Regions from separate parts of the Homo sapiens genome. Here region 1 is linked to region 2. Evidence: read pairs that join two places in POLR2A ChIA-PET (ENCODE). Cell type or tissue: MCF 10A. All regions are shown on one strand. Each heading gives the region's core, and the rest is flanking DNA. Links, peaks and the distances in the headings are about the cores only.

Region 1 (8,507 bases), core at 107-8,106, 60 kb after region 2:
CCTCACTCACGGCTAATTTTTAAATTTTTTTTAAAGATGGGGTCTTGCGATGTTGGCCAGACTGTTCTTGAACTCCTGGCTTCGAGCAATCCTCTTGCATCAGGTTCCGAAAGTGTTGGAATTACAGAGCCACTGCACCCAGCCTAATTTGTAAGTAGTTTACCCAAGGTTTTTGCATCTGTATTGACACATAAGATTGGTTTATAGTTGTTGCTGTTGTTTTAAGTTTTGGTACCAAGGTATTTTTAGGTTTTGGTTTTGTTTTGTTTGTTTGGTTTCTTGTCTATAATTAGGTAGGTTTTCCATTTTAACTTTGAAGGAGTTTATAGAGGGAGAATCATATGTGTTTTTAATATTTAAAAAGGCTCGCCCACAAAGCTACCTGGGTTAGATTTCTTTGGAGTGAATTCTATGATTTTTAAAAAATTTATTATTGGAGGGGCAATTCCTCAAGGATCTAGAACCAGAAATACCATTTGACCCAGCAATCCCATTATTGAGTATATACCCAAAGGATTATAAGTCATGCTGCTATAAAAACACATGCACATATATGTTTATTGCAGCACTATTCACAATAGCAAAGACATGGAACCAACCCAAATGTCCATCAATGATAGACTGGATAGAGAAAATGTGGTACATATACACCATGGAATACTATGCAGCCATAAAAAGGAATGAGATCATGTCCTTTGCAGGGACATAGATGAAGCTGGAAACCATCATCCTCAGCAAACTAACACAGGCACAGAAAACCAAACACTGCTTGTTCTCACTCATAAGTAGGAGCTGAACACTGAGAACACATGGACACAGAGAGGAGAACAACACACACCAGGGCTGCTTGCAGGGTGGGGAGTGAGGGAAGGGAACTTAGAGAATGGATCAATAGGTGCAGCCAACCACCATGGCACACATATACCTATGTACAAACCTGTATGTTCTGCACATGTATCCTGTTTTTCTTTTTTTAGAAGGAATAAAGAAAAAATTTTTTAAAATTTATTATTGGTATTCAGATTAGATCACTTCATCCTGAGTCAATTATGGTCATTTAATGTTTTTTCACATTTAAGTCTAAAGTTGTATATTGTTGCTAGGTTTATGACCTCAGAAAGGACTTTGTAATATTAAGGAAGGAAAACAAAAGGATAAAAAAACCTGGGAAGGTAGTTCTTCCTGGAAAGATTTATTGCAGGCACAAGAAGCAAATTTTAGACCTCATGTTTATTTAATTTTTTTTCATGAAATTCATGAAGATATAGGCTCTTTGAAATTCAAAAAAAAAGAAAGAAGAAACTTATACTGAGATGAGACCTGTACTCGAACAAGCAGCTGAGGTAGAACGAGAAACCAGGTTTGGGCTCTTAGGAACATCCTTACTCCTGGCAATAGGAGGTTCAAGAAATCTTTGTGGATGCATATGTGAAGAATTAATGAATGATTAGGAATATCAATTCTCACAGCGTGGTATAGTCTCATGAAAACTGTAGAAGATTGAGCTGGACCACAGGGAACTGGGGAATATCTCTGAGTGCTGTTTTTGTTATCTACTTGAGTCCTCTCCTCCACACCCCTTAAGGTTAGTTCTCCCAGCAAGGGTCCAGCGTGATTACTCTGCTCTGGGTTTTCTCTTACCATTGCTTGTTGCCACTCTCCTGGTTCACCTGTTCCCATCCCTGAGCACTGCGCAGGCCACAGCTTTTTTAACCACTTAATATCCCCAGCAACTAATCATGGTGTGTCCTTGAATTCTAGATTTCCTAAGGCTGCAAAGAAAATTAAAAACAGGCCGGGTATGGTGGCTTATGCCTGTAATCCCAGAGCTTTGGGAGGCCAAGGCAGGAGAATCACTTCAGGCCAGGAGTTCGAGAGCAGCCTGAACAATGTAGCAAGACCTCATCTCTAAAAATAAAAGTGTATAATTTAATAATTCTTAGTAAGTTTAAAGAGTTTTGCAATCATTACTGCAATGGAATTTTAGAACATTTCCTTCACCCCCAAAATAACCTCATTCCCATTTGCAGTCACTTCCTATTTCCACCTTCAGCACCACCCCCAACCCCCGCCACACAAAACCACTGATCTGCTTTCTGTTTCTATTGATGTGTCTGTGATGGATATTTCATATATTTATATTCATATGAATGGAACCATGGTCTTTTGTTTATGTCTTCTTTCACTTAATGTATTTGACATGCATTCATGTTGAAGCATGTGTCAATACTTTGTTCCTTTTTATGACTGGAATAGTGTTCTGTTGTATGGATATACCACATTTTTCTTATCCATTCACCAGTTAAAACATTTGGGTTATTTCCATTTTTTGGATATTATGGCTAATGTTCTCAGGAATATTCATATACAAATCTTCATGTGAATGTAGATTTTCATTTATCTTGGGTAGATAATAATGGCTGAATTGTTGGGTCATATGGTGACTCTATTTAGTATTTTAAGAAACTGAAAAATGTTTTACAAAGTGGCTGCACCATTTTCCCGCCAGCAGAATACAAGAGCTACAGTTTCTTTACATCCTTGTCAATATTTGTTATTGCCTGTCTTTTTATACATTGGCTTGGTAAATATTTGTAATAATGTGCAGAACCCCATGCCACCTTTGTAGACCCTCAGATGGAAGCTGCTGTCTGGAATCACATTCTGAGAAATGGATTAATGATCCTTCATTGATGCTTAGGACCTATGTACACCTTCTAGCTGTTGTATTAAACTCTAAAAACTCTAGTATTTTTGTAAAAATATCATACTACTTAAAGCTTAGGGTGTCCATGTGTCAACAACTATTAATTATACTCCAGTATCCAGTCTCCCCTTCTTACACAGGGGGCAGTCAAAGAGTCCCATTTTCCAGCCTCCCTTGCAGCTAGATGTAGCTATGTGATTAAGTTCAGAAGAATGGGATGTGAGCAAAAATGTCATGTTCTCTTAAATGGAGCCAGGCTTTTACCTCTTTCCACATCCTCACTGATGGGAAGGTGGAAGTGAGGGTAGCCATCCTTAGACCAAAAACAGATACTAGGTGCTGAGATTGGCAGGGCATTAAGACACAGGAGGCTTGGGCAACTGGTGATTGCAGGGCCTCCATTCCAGCCCTGGATTGCTTACCTGGATTTTAACATGAGAGATAAGTATCTTGTTTAATCCAGTGTTATTTTTTATTTATTTTGTATTTATTTGAGATAGAGTTTTGCTCTGTTGCCCAGGCTGGAGTGCAGTGGCTGCAATCTCAGCTCACCGCAACCTCCGCCTCCCGGGTTTGAGCAATTCTCCTGCCCACCATCTCGCCTAGCTAGTTTTTTGTATTTTTAGTAGAGACGGGGTTTTGCTATCTTGGCCAGGCTGGTCTGGAACTCCTGACCTCAAGTGATCCACCCACCTAGGCCTCTCAAAGGGCTGGGATTACAGGCATGAGCCACTGAGGCTAGCCCCAGTGTTATTTTGAGGCTCTCTGTTATAACAGCCAAAAAGTGAAATTACTAACATCTAGAATGGCTCTGTAGGAACATGGCTAGAATATGAGAGTCTCCGCTGATGAATATGATCATACAAGGAAAAGCAGGGCAATGGAGACAAAAAAGCCTGGGAAGAAAATCAGGACACTAGAATTTTAGTAGCATTTTTACCTCTAGTCAGCTTTGTGATCTCAGGCAAGCCTTATATTTCTCTGTCTTCATCCATGAAACAAGATGGTTTTGTACAATTGAAAATAAATGCTTAAAGCTTGAAAATAAAAAGCATCTGGTTTCAGAAGTACTTCATTATATTCCTAATCACTGGTAAAGCAACTCAGTACTACAGGCTGGGAAGGAGAGGGAAGGGAGACATAGGGATAGATTTGTAGAAGAATACAAAATTACAGCTAGATAGAAGGAATGAGTTCTAGTGTTATATAGCGCTACAGGATGATGATAGTTAACAATAATATACTCTATAGTTTCAAATAGCTAGCAGGAGGATATAGAATGTTCCCAACACAAAGAAATGATAAATGTTTGACATGATGGCTATGCTAATTACCTTGACCTTATCACTATACATCATATGTGTTGAAACATCACTATGCACCCCATAAATATGTACAAATCATTATGTGTCATATAAAATATTTTTTTAAATTAGGAAAATATATAAATGTAAACCTTTGGTATCAACTTTCTTAAATAAAATAGATGTTAATCATCTTCAGCAGCTGCATCAGTGAGAATGTTAACATGGGGCTAAGAATTTTCCTATACACAGTATTAGCTTTTTAAGTCCTCCCAATGGGTGCCATTATTGTCTTCATTTTACGAATAAGGAACCGGAGGTTTAATGAAGTTAAGGACCTTGCCCTGCCATGCAGATAGTTAGTGGTGGAGCCAGGGTTTCAGTTCCTGAACCCGGAACACAGGTGTTTGGCCACTGCTACTCTGCCTCCATAACTATACCCAACACATACCAGAAGATCAATAGTGATGGCCAGTGGCCATATGACCACTTTAGCTATTGTGACTAGAAGGGATTATCATAGTTTAAAATGAATAAACAACTCTTCCTAATTTGCTCACTAGGTTAAGGTGACATGGGAAGCGATCATTGTGAGTCATCCAGGGAACACAGGGAGAGTTAAGCTGATGGTGACGCACACCTGCCAACTGCTGAGAAGAAGATAATCAGCCCTCAGGAATTTTCGACCCAGCCGCACTGCACAGCCTGGTTGCTGGACTCCTAGGACCAAGCCTCCTGGGCCTGGCAGGCAGCTGTAATTCAGAGTGGGTCGGGGCTCCAGGATGTGTTGTTTCCTGTGCATTGCACTTCGCAGAGGCACAGAGCAGAAGCTAAGCCTGATGGCCTCTGAACACTGGTTGGGTTTTTTGTTTTTTTTTTTTCCTGGCAACAAAATTAAAGCCGCACCTAGGGATTTATCCACCCTTTTGCTGATCTCGATGTGAACTGTGCAGCTGAATCCCTGCACACAGTACTGACTCTCTCAGGGTGTTGCTTAAAATGTGGCTGAGCACAAATGCAAAACATCGTCTTGTTGAAGTCAGCACACAGAATTAATCTCTAAAAGTAATGAAAGAATTAGTTTCACTTTGTAAGATAAATAAATGCAAAGTATGGTGAAGTCAGAGATGTTCAGCTCAGTTGCTTTTAGACGGCGACATCTTTTGAAAATGATATTATATATTTGGGACACATTTTAATGCCACTCTAATATTTTGTGTCATTATAAGGATGCTTTGGGTTTTTTTGTTGTTGTTTTTGAAGTCTATTATCATATGAGTTTTTTTTTTTTTTTTTTTTTTTTTTTTGAGACAGAGTCTCGCTGTCGCCCAGGCTGGAGTGCGTGGCGCGATCTCGGCTCACTGCAGGCTCCGCCCCCCGGGGTTCACGCCATTCTCCTGCCTCAGGCTCCCGAGTAGCTGGGACTACAGGCGCCCGCCACCTTGCCTGGCTAATTTTTTGTATTTTTAGTAGAGATGGCGTTTCACTGTGTTACCCAGGATGGTCTCAATCTCCTGGCCTCGTGATCCGCCCGCCTCGGCCTTCCAAAGTGCTGGGATTACAGGCGTGAGCCACCGCGCCCGGCCTAGCATATGAGATTTTTAACCTGCAACGATTCACCTTTAGTGAATTTTTAGTATTGGAAATGATACAAACTTCAAAGTGTCTTGTCCTTTTTTTTTTAAGCTCTTGGAAACATAAGTATGTGATTTAAGTAAATATAAAATTAGAAGCCATCTCAACACTAGAACTTATTCCTCCTATCTAGCTGTAATTCAGCCTCTAAAGTCAATGTGAAATAAGGCTCACTGTTTTTCACCCCATCCTTAATGTTATTTTTACCCTGACACTGAATTTCAGGCTTTGGTTTTTCTGAGTGTGGCCCACCTGCTTGAAAGTTGTTCTGAAAGTTTGAGGTAAAGGAAGTCAGATCAGAGAGCATTTTCCCCCAGTACCTAACAAAATGAATAAAATGACTGCATTTTAAAGGGCCAAAAATTTCTCATCAGTGATCAAGATTGAAAAAAGGGCAAAACTTCATGTAATACAGTTTTACTTTCAACTGTACGGCTTTCAACCTTGTAATGACACTTGCTTTTCAGAAAGAGAAATGAGGAAAGGTGAGTCAACAAAATTCTGATACTTTTTCTGAATTCGCCTTGATGTGAGGAAGAAGTGGATTGAGGCACGAGGAGGTGGGGAAACTGACGCGTAGGAGCCACTCTTCGTGCCACTGCAGACCCTTGCTAAGGCAGAGGAGTAGGCAGGGCCGGGCATTCTCCAGGGTGCTTGCTGAATGGGGGGATCAACCAAAGCCCTTGGGTTAGAAAATGTCCCATGCTGGGAAGACTGGCCCTGGTAAGGGACATTTGCTGGGGCTTGCAAGAGAGAATCCAGCCAGGCTAGCAACAACTGTAGGCAGCTCCTGATGACCTTTCCTCCTTCTCACAAATTTTCTGGCTAGAGAAAAGTAAGTAGAAAATAACAGCCAGCCCTCAAGTTTTTCTCCATAGGGGTGATAAATAGTTTCCAGGAAGAGGGTCAAGAAGAACTACAGTAGATCAGAGAAACTGAAGTTTATATCATAGCACTGCATAAGTTTAGCTTGAGCAAAATTAAAATAGATGTCATGTCAACCTTGCAAATGAGCCACAGAGGAGAGACGGAGAGAGAGACGGTTAACATGAACATAACAATCTCTGCTTCACAGGGTTGTTGGAAGGAGTAAAAGAGAAAAAGTATGTAAATACTGGACCACAGAACCTGATACATTCGAAGTACACAAAAATCATAGTCTCTCCTCCACTCCCATCCCTTGTTCATAGCCCTACATATTGTTTTTTGTTTTGTTTTGTTCAATTCAGGCTCACTTTGCATTCTTACAACACTGTAGATCTTTAGGTTGAGTAATTTATGGCTTAAAGCTAAATAATTATTTGCCAGCAAACTGTTCTTGAAAATATATAGCAGCATAGGAAAGGTCATGGGCTTTAGTGTTAAAACTAGGCTTTGATCCTGGGCCACCTCCTTGAGTTTGTGTTTTTAGGCAGGTTATACATTTAATCTCTCTGAGCTGACTTTTCTTCTTTATGAATGATATCAATAATCCTAAATTTGCTGTACCTGTATATGTATAAAGCACCTGGCACAAACTAGGTGCTCCTTGAGGTGGCACGGCTAATATCATTTTACTTTTTCAGATTGTTATACAAAACATCAACAAATTATTGTTTGTTACCCCAACTGCTTCTTTAGGAGGGTGAATTTTGTTACTGTAGAGTATCTTGTTTTGCAGAGCATCATGATGTCCTGGGGTCTGTAAGTTTATGAATTGAGGGAAGTGGCTAAATTGCTTGCGTAAGAAAGGGAAGGAAAAAAAATGAAAATGAAGGCAGGAGTTGGGGGTAGGATGATCAAGAATCTAGGGGAGAGAATTAAGCAGTGAAATCTGGGAGGATTCAGGGATAAAAATCCCTAGAGAGGATAAACCAGGAAGGGATTTGTGGAGGTACAAATATAGAATGTCAGTTTTTACCTTGTTTTCTTCAGGTTGTATGATATAGCTACCCTTCCTGTCCCCTCCTTCTCCTCCAGGACCCACAGAGTCTTCAGGGAAATTAACATTGCTCACTGAAGCTTTTCTGTGGCTGGATTTGGTGGAGAGCAGCAGGACTAGGAGAGGTGCTGAGTTCTGCATCCAGGTTGATGCAGTGAGGCTGAGCAGTGTGAGCAGATGCGGGAATCAGAGGACACAGGGGAGGTGACATCTGGCTTTTGGGTAGATTTCCACAGGTCTGATCATGCTCTGTATTTGCCATCTGCCAAACTTTATTGAGGAAGTCTTAAGGTCTGGGTAGATATGAAATCTCTCAGCTTGTAGAATTTCAACTACTCTTTCCATAGTGGCAGAAAAGTAGAAGTGAAGACAGTACCAGGACCATGTATCTTCTAGAGACTTAATATACCCCTGCTCTGCCTGCTTCCACCCCACCCCCATCAATGTCAGACATAAGCCATGTCTGTTCTGCACATTGGTTCAAGGTCTCCAACCAAAAGTGTTGGAGTTCGCTCTTTGAGTTCCCTTCCTACCAGTAGCCTGGCTCAGTCCTCGCAAGAAAGATGCTGTTCTGTTTCCTTAGACATCCAACTGTATAACTCTTAATTCCCTGGGGGAGCTTCCTCTTCTGTTTGCTTCTGAGTCTTAATTACTTCCCATCTCCCTTAGCAGCAGTGTTCTTATACCCTAGCCACCACCTCTCCCAGAATATTCTGTGTTGCCTTAGACCTCTTCTGCTGGTCACCATCAAAATACTCCTTCCTTCCTTCTCCACCTAGACAATCACTCATAGTTTCAAATTTCATCACAAAATTTGCTACTCTGATGTGCTCAGGAAGCTCAATTAAGGAATCAGTGTTCAGTTGCAGGCCTTGCCCTTTCATCTCTGTATACTTCTTTCCTAGGTAGTGCCATTCACAACTTGGCTTCCGTTATTGAC
Region 2 (8,507 bases), core at 121-8,120:
AAGGCCCGTCAGTGAAACCAAAGCAACTAGGACACTTCGTACCATAGTTGGGAGGTGCCTCAAAGGGACACTTCTGCCAGAAAGATCTTAAAATAACTTCGAATTCAATTACTCTTCTTCTTAAGACTATCTAGGAATTTCCTGTTGCCTATAGGATAAAATTCTAACTTCAAGCTTGTCCAACCCGTGGGCCGTGGGCAGCATGCAGCCCAGGATGGCTTTGAATGTGGCCCAACACAAATTTGTAAACTTTCTTAAAACATTATGAGATTTTTCTGCAATTTTTTTTTTTGGCTCATCAGCTATCATTAGTGTTAGTGTGTTTTATGTGTGGCCCAAGATAATTCTTCTTCTTCCAGTATAGCCAAGGGAAACCGAAAGATTGGATACCCCTGTTCTAACTCTTTGTATGCCACATTCTTTATACCCCATGTACATTTCTAGTATCTTTCAATACCATTACCCAACCTTTTGATGCTCTAGCCCAAAGTGGTTTTTCACCCCAGTGGTTTTTCAGCACTATCACGACTTTCTAAGGTGCAGGAGAACCATGCAGAAGACTTGAAAAGACAGATTGCCGGATCTCCAACCCGAGTTTCTATTTCAGTAGATCTGGAATGGGCCCTGAAAATCTGTATTTCTTCTGGGTTCCCAGGTGATGCTGATGGTACTGGCACCATACTTTGAGAACCACTGTTCTATCCACTTGCTAGAATGTGCTGTGGGCCAGCAGCATCAGCATCACCTGGGAGCTTGTTAGAAACGCAGGTTCTCAGGCCCACCCCAGGCCTATTGGATTAGAATTTATACATGTGTATATATATATGTATATATAAAATTTCAATGGCTTTTGGGGTTTGGGGTTGCATGGATGAATTATATAGCAGTGAATTCTGAGATTCTAGTGCACTTATTATCCGAGTATTGTACATTGTACCCAATATGCAGTTTTTTATCCCTCACCTCCCTCCCCCTTCTGAGTCTCCAAAGTCCATTATATCACTCTGTATGCATTTGCAAACTCATAGCTTAGCTCCCACTTATAAGTGAGAACACATGGTTTTTGGTTTTCCATTTCTGAGTTACTTCACTTAGAATAATGGCCTCTAACTCCATCCAAGTTGCTACAAATAAAACATTATTTTGTTCCTTTTTATGGCCAAACAGTATTCCATGGTGTATATATACCACATTTTCTTAATCCATTCATTGGTCGATGGACACTTAGTTTTTTCCATATCTTTGCAATTGTGAATTGTGCTGCTATAAACATACATGTGTGTGTCTTTTTCATATAATAACTTCTTTCTCTTTGGGTAGATACCCAGTAGTGGGCTTGCTGGATTGAATGGTAGATCTATTTTTAGTTCAAAAGATCCTCAGGTGATTCTTATATTAAAATTTGAGAAGTACTGTTCTATACTGTTCTAGCCTAATTATTCTTGACTGTGGCTGCACCTTAGAACCACCCAGTGAGTCTTTTTTTTTTTTTTTTTTTTAGATGGAGTCTCGCTCTGTCGCCAGGCTGGAGTGCAGTGGAATGATCTTGGCTCACTGCAACCTCCGTCTCCCAGGTTCAAGCAATTCTCCTTTCTCTGCCTCCTGAGTAGCTGGGACTACAGGCATGTACTACCACGCCCAGCTAATTTTTTGTATTTTTAGTAGAGATGGGGTTTCACCATGCTGGCCAGGATGGTCTCAATCTCTTGACCTCGTGATCCTCCTGCCTCGGCCTCCCAAAATGCTGGGATTATGGGCGTGAGCCACCACATCCGGCCCAGAGAGTCTTAAAATTTTATGCAGGACTGGGCTTCACCCCCAAAAGATTCTAGTTTAATCGAGCTGGTGGTAGGGTCACGGTGTCTGTCATTTTGAAGGTTCTCCTGGTAATCTTAATAAGCAGCAAGATGTGTATTAAGGACTGCTGCAGCCACACAGAACAACCACCTCTCTCCAAACCGTGCAGCTGCTTTCCCTGTTTTTATTCTGCACATGCTTTCCCTGCAGCCTGCAACAAAACTTCTACTCATTCTTCACAACCCAGGTTACCAAACCTCCTCTGGGAAGATGTCCCTAGAGTTTTTTCCAGCAGAGTTAACTCTTTCCTTTGTTTGAGTTCACTCTTTGTGTGTACTCGGTTGTAGCATAGATTATATTGAATTGTAATTATGTATTTTTAATGTCTTTTTTCCTCAGTAGGGAAAACTAAGTTGCGACTATCTTTGGGACAGAGAATCTGGCTTATTTACTTTTTTTTAAACTGCAGAACCTTTTATATAGTTGGTTCTCTATAAATAATTGATGATTGAATGAACGAGTTAAGTCAAGCTTTGACCAATCCAAGTAAGTATCCTTCAGGTGTCCTCAGTCCTCCAAGCATCTGCACCAGAAAGTTACCCCCAACCCCACCAACTCTTTACAGTCCACACAAAGAAAACAAAAGAAGGCCAACAAGCAAACAACAAACACCCCAGAAACAGATGTGTGCATAATAGTACACGTCCTGGCTACCACAGAAGAAATATCAGGAAGAAATTGTAAGATCCATAAGGGCAGGAATTTTTTGTTGGTTTTGATCTTTGCTGTATTTCCAGCACCTAGCCAAGTGCCTGGCCTACAGAAAGTGCTAGATTGAATGACAGATGTTGAATAAATGGATCATTGTAATACAGTTTTCCTGTCTCCTCTTCCTTTCTCCTTCATCACTCAGTCCATGACACTGGTCTCTGTTTTGAATGCTGCACTTATGCCAAGACAGGCTCAGTAGGAGCTCCCTTTAAGGATGCTCTAGTTTTAAAATTTTTCTGATTGATATGGTTTGGATCTGTGTCCCTACCAAATCTAATATCGAATTGTAATCCCCAGTGTTGGAGGTGGGGCCTGGTGGGAAGTGACTGGATCCTGGGAACAGGGTTCTCATGAATGGTTTAGCACCATCACCCCTTGGTACTGTAGAGTGAGTGAGTTCTCACAAGACCTGGTTGTTTGAAAGTGTGTAGCACCTCCCCACCAACTCTGGTTCTGTTCCTGCCATGTAAGATGCCTGCTTCCACTTTGCCTTCCACCATTAGTAAAAGCTCCCTGAGGCCTCCCCAGAAGCAGATGCTGCCATGCTTCCTGTGCAGCTTGCAGAACCATGAGCTAACTAAATGTCTTTTCTGTGTAAATTACCCAGTCTCAGGTATTTCTTCATAGCTGTGCGAGCTGACCATGGTATTTGCAGGCAAAGTGTGAATCAATTTCCGGTAATATCCTATGTGCCTCCTAGAGATACATTAAACTTTCAGACTGGATATAATATAGTGTGAGGATTTTAACTTTTTTTCACTATTGACCCTTACCCCAACACACACACACACCCTCTGAGGGAAGCGCCTGAGTCATTATGCATCAAGCAAAACTCAGGCTTGGTAAGCTGGAACTCCACAACAAGCTCCTCCCTGAAGTACTCAGAAGCACCTCTGCCCAGGGCTGAATCAGCACTGAATCTGATGATCTCTTGATGGCTGCTTGTCTTGCTGAATAGCTGACAGAGAGTGACAGAATTTTAGAGCTGGAAGAAGTCTTAGAGATCATCTGGTTTAACCCCACGTATTTGATGGATGAGGAGGCTGAGATTCAGAGACATATCACACCCCCAAAGTAACACAGCTCATTAGTTGCTGAATAAGAGCATCAGCTTGTCTCCTAGCTTCTGGTCATCTGTATTTTCTGTTTACCTTATTACCAGCTGTAAAATCTGCATTATGCTGTGTCTAAATCATTTAATGTAGGAATGGAAAGTTATTCTCTGTTCATTATGATCACAAAAGAATGTTTTTTCTCTTCTTCTTTTTTCTTCTTTCTTCTTCTTCTTCTTTTTTTTTTTTTTTTTAACAGGGTCTCTCTCTGTGTTGCCCAGGCTGGAGTGCAGTGGCGTGATCACTGCAGCCTAGACCTCCTGGGTTCAAGCAATTCTCCCATCTCAGCCTTTCGAGTAGCTGGGACCACAGGCATGTGCCACTACACCTGGCTAATGTTTTTATTTTTTGTGGAGATGGGGTCTCCGTATGTTGCCCAGCCTCAAAAAAAGGACTTTGAAGGAGAGTTATGATCCCTCAGAAATCAGTCCCTTCTAGTTATAAGTGAGGTTAGACATGCATTGGTCTCATTTTGAAAAAACAGATGGTGACAGGGATTATTTATTTATTTAGGTATCCAGCTGAAGGCATTAGCCTACATTTAAGTTTTTCTTAAAAGCTTTTTCCAGGTTTAGATCTTCACAAAGAAATAAAACCAAAACACTTATGTCTTAACCGAGCTGATTTACCCACTATCTTCCAAATACACTTTATATTTGTAGAATATCCTTTTCTCCCTAATCCAATACTTCTATCCTCACTGACCTCTACACAGTCACATCCTACATGATTTTCCAAACCCAGTTAAATTTCCTCTATTTTTCAAATGTACTCTTGACCATCTGCCTTGCCTGGAATAATATCTTCTCTTTTTTCTTTAACATTTTAAGAGAATTTAATAGTTATAATGTATTTTTATTTTGTTGTATGTTAGAAAATATATATTACTAGCATATCATACTCATTTCACAGCTTTTTTAAAAAGGTGATTTAGTTGAAGATTGTAGTAGTTCATTACTGCTACAAAACCTCAAAACGTCATGGCTTAATGTATCAATATTTCATTGAGCTCATGATTCTATGGGTCAGTAATTTAGGCTGGCGTTAGTTGGGCAGGTCTTTTGATTTCAGCTGGGTTCTTTCCTGTGTCTGGGTCAGCTGCAGGTTAATTAAGTGGTTCTGCCTCTGGGGGTTGGCTGGCTATCAGCAAGAGCCCCTCCCTACCTCTCCACAAGGCCCTTAAACCTCCATCAGATTTGCCATGCTTAACACAGCACCTGGTTCATACTAAGTGATATTATTATTGTTTTTAGCCTTTCCAGGAATATAGTTCACTTTTTCAATCTTTATACTAACACGAAAGTCAAACACAGACTAACATGAATCATAGCTCTTACCCCATACCGAATTTTCCTGAAGATTTAAAGGATACAGACAAGCACCAGGCATAGCCAAAATAATTTTTTTTCCTAGAGGAGACCGAAACCATCAGAAACTTGCAAAAATTTGCCTAAGTGTCCCTTTTTTTGTTTTTGCACATTGGATTTTGGTTTTGATTTTGAATTAATCTATGAGTTTTGAACAAAGCATATAGAAATTTTATTTACAAATAGAGCCATTTTGGTTTTTAAGCACTTTTATTTATACTCCATCAATTACACACTGATTGGAAGGTGTTTATGTGAGTACCCCTTATTCTCCAGCCAGCTACACTCCTTAAATCTGTACATTCAGGGTGTGTTTACACCTTGATCTTGGACTTCCCAGTTTCCAAAACTATGATAAATAACTGTCTTTTGTCTAAACCACTCACTCTATGGTAATTTGTTATAGCAGCCCAGCTGACTAAGACAGTCACTGTCTTGAAAACATTATGAGGCAATGTAGTGTAATGCTTACAAATAGGAGTTCTGGAGGCAGGAAAATCTGAGTTCAAAATCTGGCTCTGCCATTTACTAGCTGTATCATTTTGGACAAGTTACTTAACCTGTTGTGCCTCAATTTCTTCATCTGTGATATAGGAATAATAATAATGTCTACATCATGGGTTTATAAGTGTTCAAAGAAAGAATGCACACAAAGTGCTTAACACACTGCCTTATAAATGATAAGCACTCTATGAATGCAAACTTATAATGACAACAATAGTTATTAGCCTTACCCTAAAGAGGAGAGTTTTGGGAAGGTGGGACCAATAAACTGTGTGGCATAAAGGTCAAGTATGATAAGAACTGAAAAGTGCCAATATGTATAGCATCTAGAGGGTCTTTCATGGTACCAATGGATGGGGGTGAAGTCAAAGCCGTCATGCAGTGAGAGGCTGAGGAAATGGAAAGTTAAGAAGAGAAAGCAGGTGGGTAAGGTGTTGGTTCTGGCAAGAGAGTCTTTGAAGGAGGGATAATTGGGCAATATTGTATCTACTCTATACCCTTTACCTCTACATGCCATGGGTGCCAGGGTGCCAACTTACAAGGGCAGTATATCAGCAACTCCCCAGACCTGTGCAGGAGAGTCTGTCTTTTTTTCTGTCTAGGTTGGTGTGCTTCTAACCCTTTCTTGTAAGAAAAAATTTTAAAACCCAAACTTCTATTTCTGGCTTCTCTGTAGTTTCTTAAATTACAACTTTAAATATGTAAAAGTTTCCAGTATACATAGCAAGGTGATGCAATAAATAAATTAAAAAAGAAGCTGATTTGTGAGAAAGAGAGGAGATTAGCAACAAGCTAGAAATTCACAGCTGATGTGGCAATGAATAGTGGAGTCTTCAAGCATTTGGGGGAATCCAGTGCAGGTCAAGGATGGTGGATTCTGAAGTTTTAATATTGCATGCTAAAGTGCAAACCCATTTGGCACATGACCAAATATCAGTATGGATAAAATTCAGTAGCTGATGTTTATATTTTTCTTGCACTCATTGGAGGATTTGTCTGTGTAGCAATAAACTTTCCAAGACAGAATGGTAGGGAAGATGCTTGAATTTGTAATTTATTGTTATTCTACTTAAGCATGTGTTTTATGCCAGAAGTCATGCTTTATGCAAGACCTTTTTGAATAATTTCAGTTCACCAGTCAGAAGGAAGATAATTACTCAAGGGTAAGGACCATGGTTTCTACTTCCCTCCAACTAAGCTGAATGCTGCATCTTTACCTAAAAGAGTATCTGGATGTATACAGAGCCAAGGAGATTCTTAGTTCTCCCCATTGGGGATTCTTATGGAAGCTTTAGTAAGTTGTTGCTGTGGAAAAGTAGAATGGGCCCATATTGGAGTCACAAAGTCCAACATAAAATCCTAGCTCCATTATTTACTGTGTATGATATGGTTTGGCTGTGTCCCCAACCAAATCTCATGTTGAATTCCCATATGTTGTGGGAGGGACCCAGTGGAAGGTAATTGAATCATAAAGGTGGGTATTTCAGTGCTGTTCCTGTGAATAAGTCTCACGTGATCTGATGGCTTTATAAGGTGGAGTTTCCCTGCACAGGTTCTCTCTTTGCCTGCTGCCATCCATGTAAGACGTGATTTGCTCTTCCTTGTCTTCCACCATGATGGTGAGGCTTCCCCAGCCATGTGGAACTGTAAGTTCATTAAACCTCTTCCTTTAGTAAATTGCCCTGTCTCGGGTACATCTTTATTAGCAGTGTGAAAACAGACTAACACAGTAAATTCGTACCACAAGAGTGGGGGCACTGCTGAAAAGATACCCAAAAATGTGGAAGCAACTTTGGAACTGGGTAACAGGCAGAGATTAGAACAGTTTGGAGGGCTCAGAAGAAGACAGAAAAATGTGGAAAAGTTTGGAACTCCTAGAGACTTGTTGAATGGCTTTGACCAAAATGCTGTTAATGATATGGATAATGAAATCCAGGCTGAGGCAGTCTCAGATGGAGATGAGGAACTTGTTGGGAACTGGAGCAGAAGTGACTCTTGTTATGTTTTAGCAAAGAGACTTGCAGCATTTTGCCCCTGCCCTAGAGATTTGTGGGACTTTGAACTTGAGAGAAATGATTTAGGGTGGAAGAAATTTCTAAGCAGCAAAGCATTCAAGAGGTGACTTCGGTGCTGTTAAAGGCATTCAGTTTTATAAGGGAAGCAGAGCATAGAAGTTAAGAAAATTTGCAGCCTGACAATGCAATAGGAAAGAAAATCTTATTTTCTGAGAAATTCAAGCTGGCTACAGAAATTTGCATAAGTAACGAGGAGCTGAATGTTAATCCCCAAGACAATGGGGAAAATGTCTCCAGGGCATGTCAGAGGTCTTCACGGCAGCCGCTCTCATCACAGGCCCGGAGGACCTAGGAGGAAAAAATGGTTTAATGGGTCAGGCCCAGGGTCCCTGTGCTGTGTGCAGCCTACAGACTTGGTGCACTGCATCCCAGCCACTCCAGCCATGGCTGAAAGGGGTCAATGAAGAGCTTGGGCTGTGGCTTCAGAGCTTGGCAACTTCCACATGATGTTGAGTCTGTGAGTGCACAGAAGTCAAGAATTAGGGTTTGGGAACCTCCACCTAGATTTCAGATGTATGGAAACACCTGGATGACCAGGCAGAAGTTTGCTGCAGGGGTGGGGTGCTCATGGAGAACCTCTGCTAGGGCAGTGTGGAAGGGAAATGTTGGGTCAGAGTCCCCACACAAAGTCCCTACTGGGGCACCACCTAGTGGAGCTGTCCTCCAGACCCCAGAATGGTAGATCCATTGACAGCTTGCACTGTGTACCTGGAAAAGCCACAGACACAACACCAGCCCATGACAGCAGCCAGGAGGGAGGCTGTACCCTGAAAAGCCACAGGAGCAGAGTGGCCCAAGACTGTGGGAACCCACCTCTTGCATTAGCATGACTTGGATATGAGACATGGAGTCAAAGGAGATCATTTTGGAGCTTTAAGATT

The links. Peaks named below come from ENCODE experiments on the same cell type or tissue, not always from the same donor. Only the 100,000 strongest peaks of a DNase experiment are listed, where the experiment ranks them.
Region 1: POLR2A ChIA-PET joins it to region 2 with 11 read pairs; 3 of 35 experiments call an interaction of 5 or more read pairs at or near these places.

What each region holds. Positions count from the first base shown.
Region 1 is chr9:32,600,535-32,609,041 of GRCh38, reverse strand. LOC105376015 (a long non-coding RNA gene) reads left to right here and starts at 41. Exons shown (of 2, transcript XR_929553.1): 1 at 41-150; 2 at 4,575-5,135. In MCF 10A, for the core only: no CTCF peak of the experiment used is centred there; a DNase peak (open chromatin) is centred at 4,641.
Region 2 is chr9:32,660,232-32,668,738 of GRCh38, reverse strand. No RefSeq gene overlaps it. Among named protein-coding and RNA genes, the nearest start is that of TAF1L, 29 kb to the right of the region's middle. In MCF 10A, for the core only: no CTCF peak of the experiment used is centred there; a DNase peak (open chromatin) is centred at 3,428.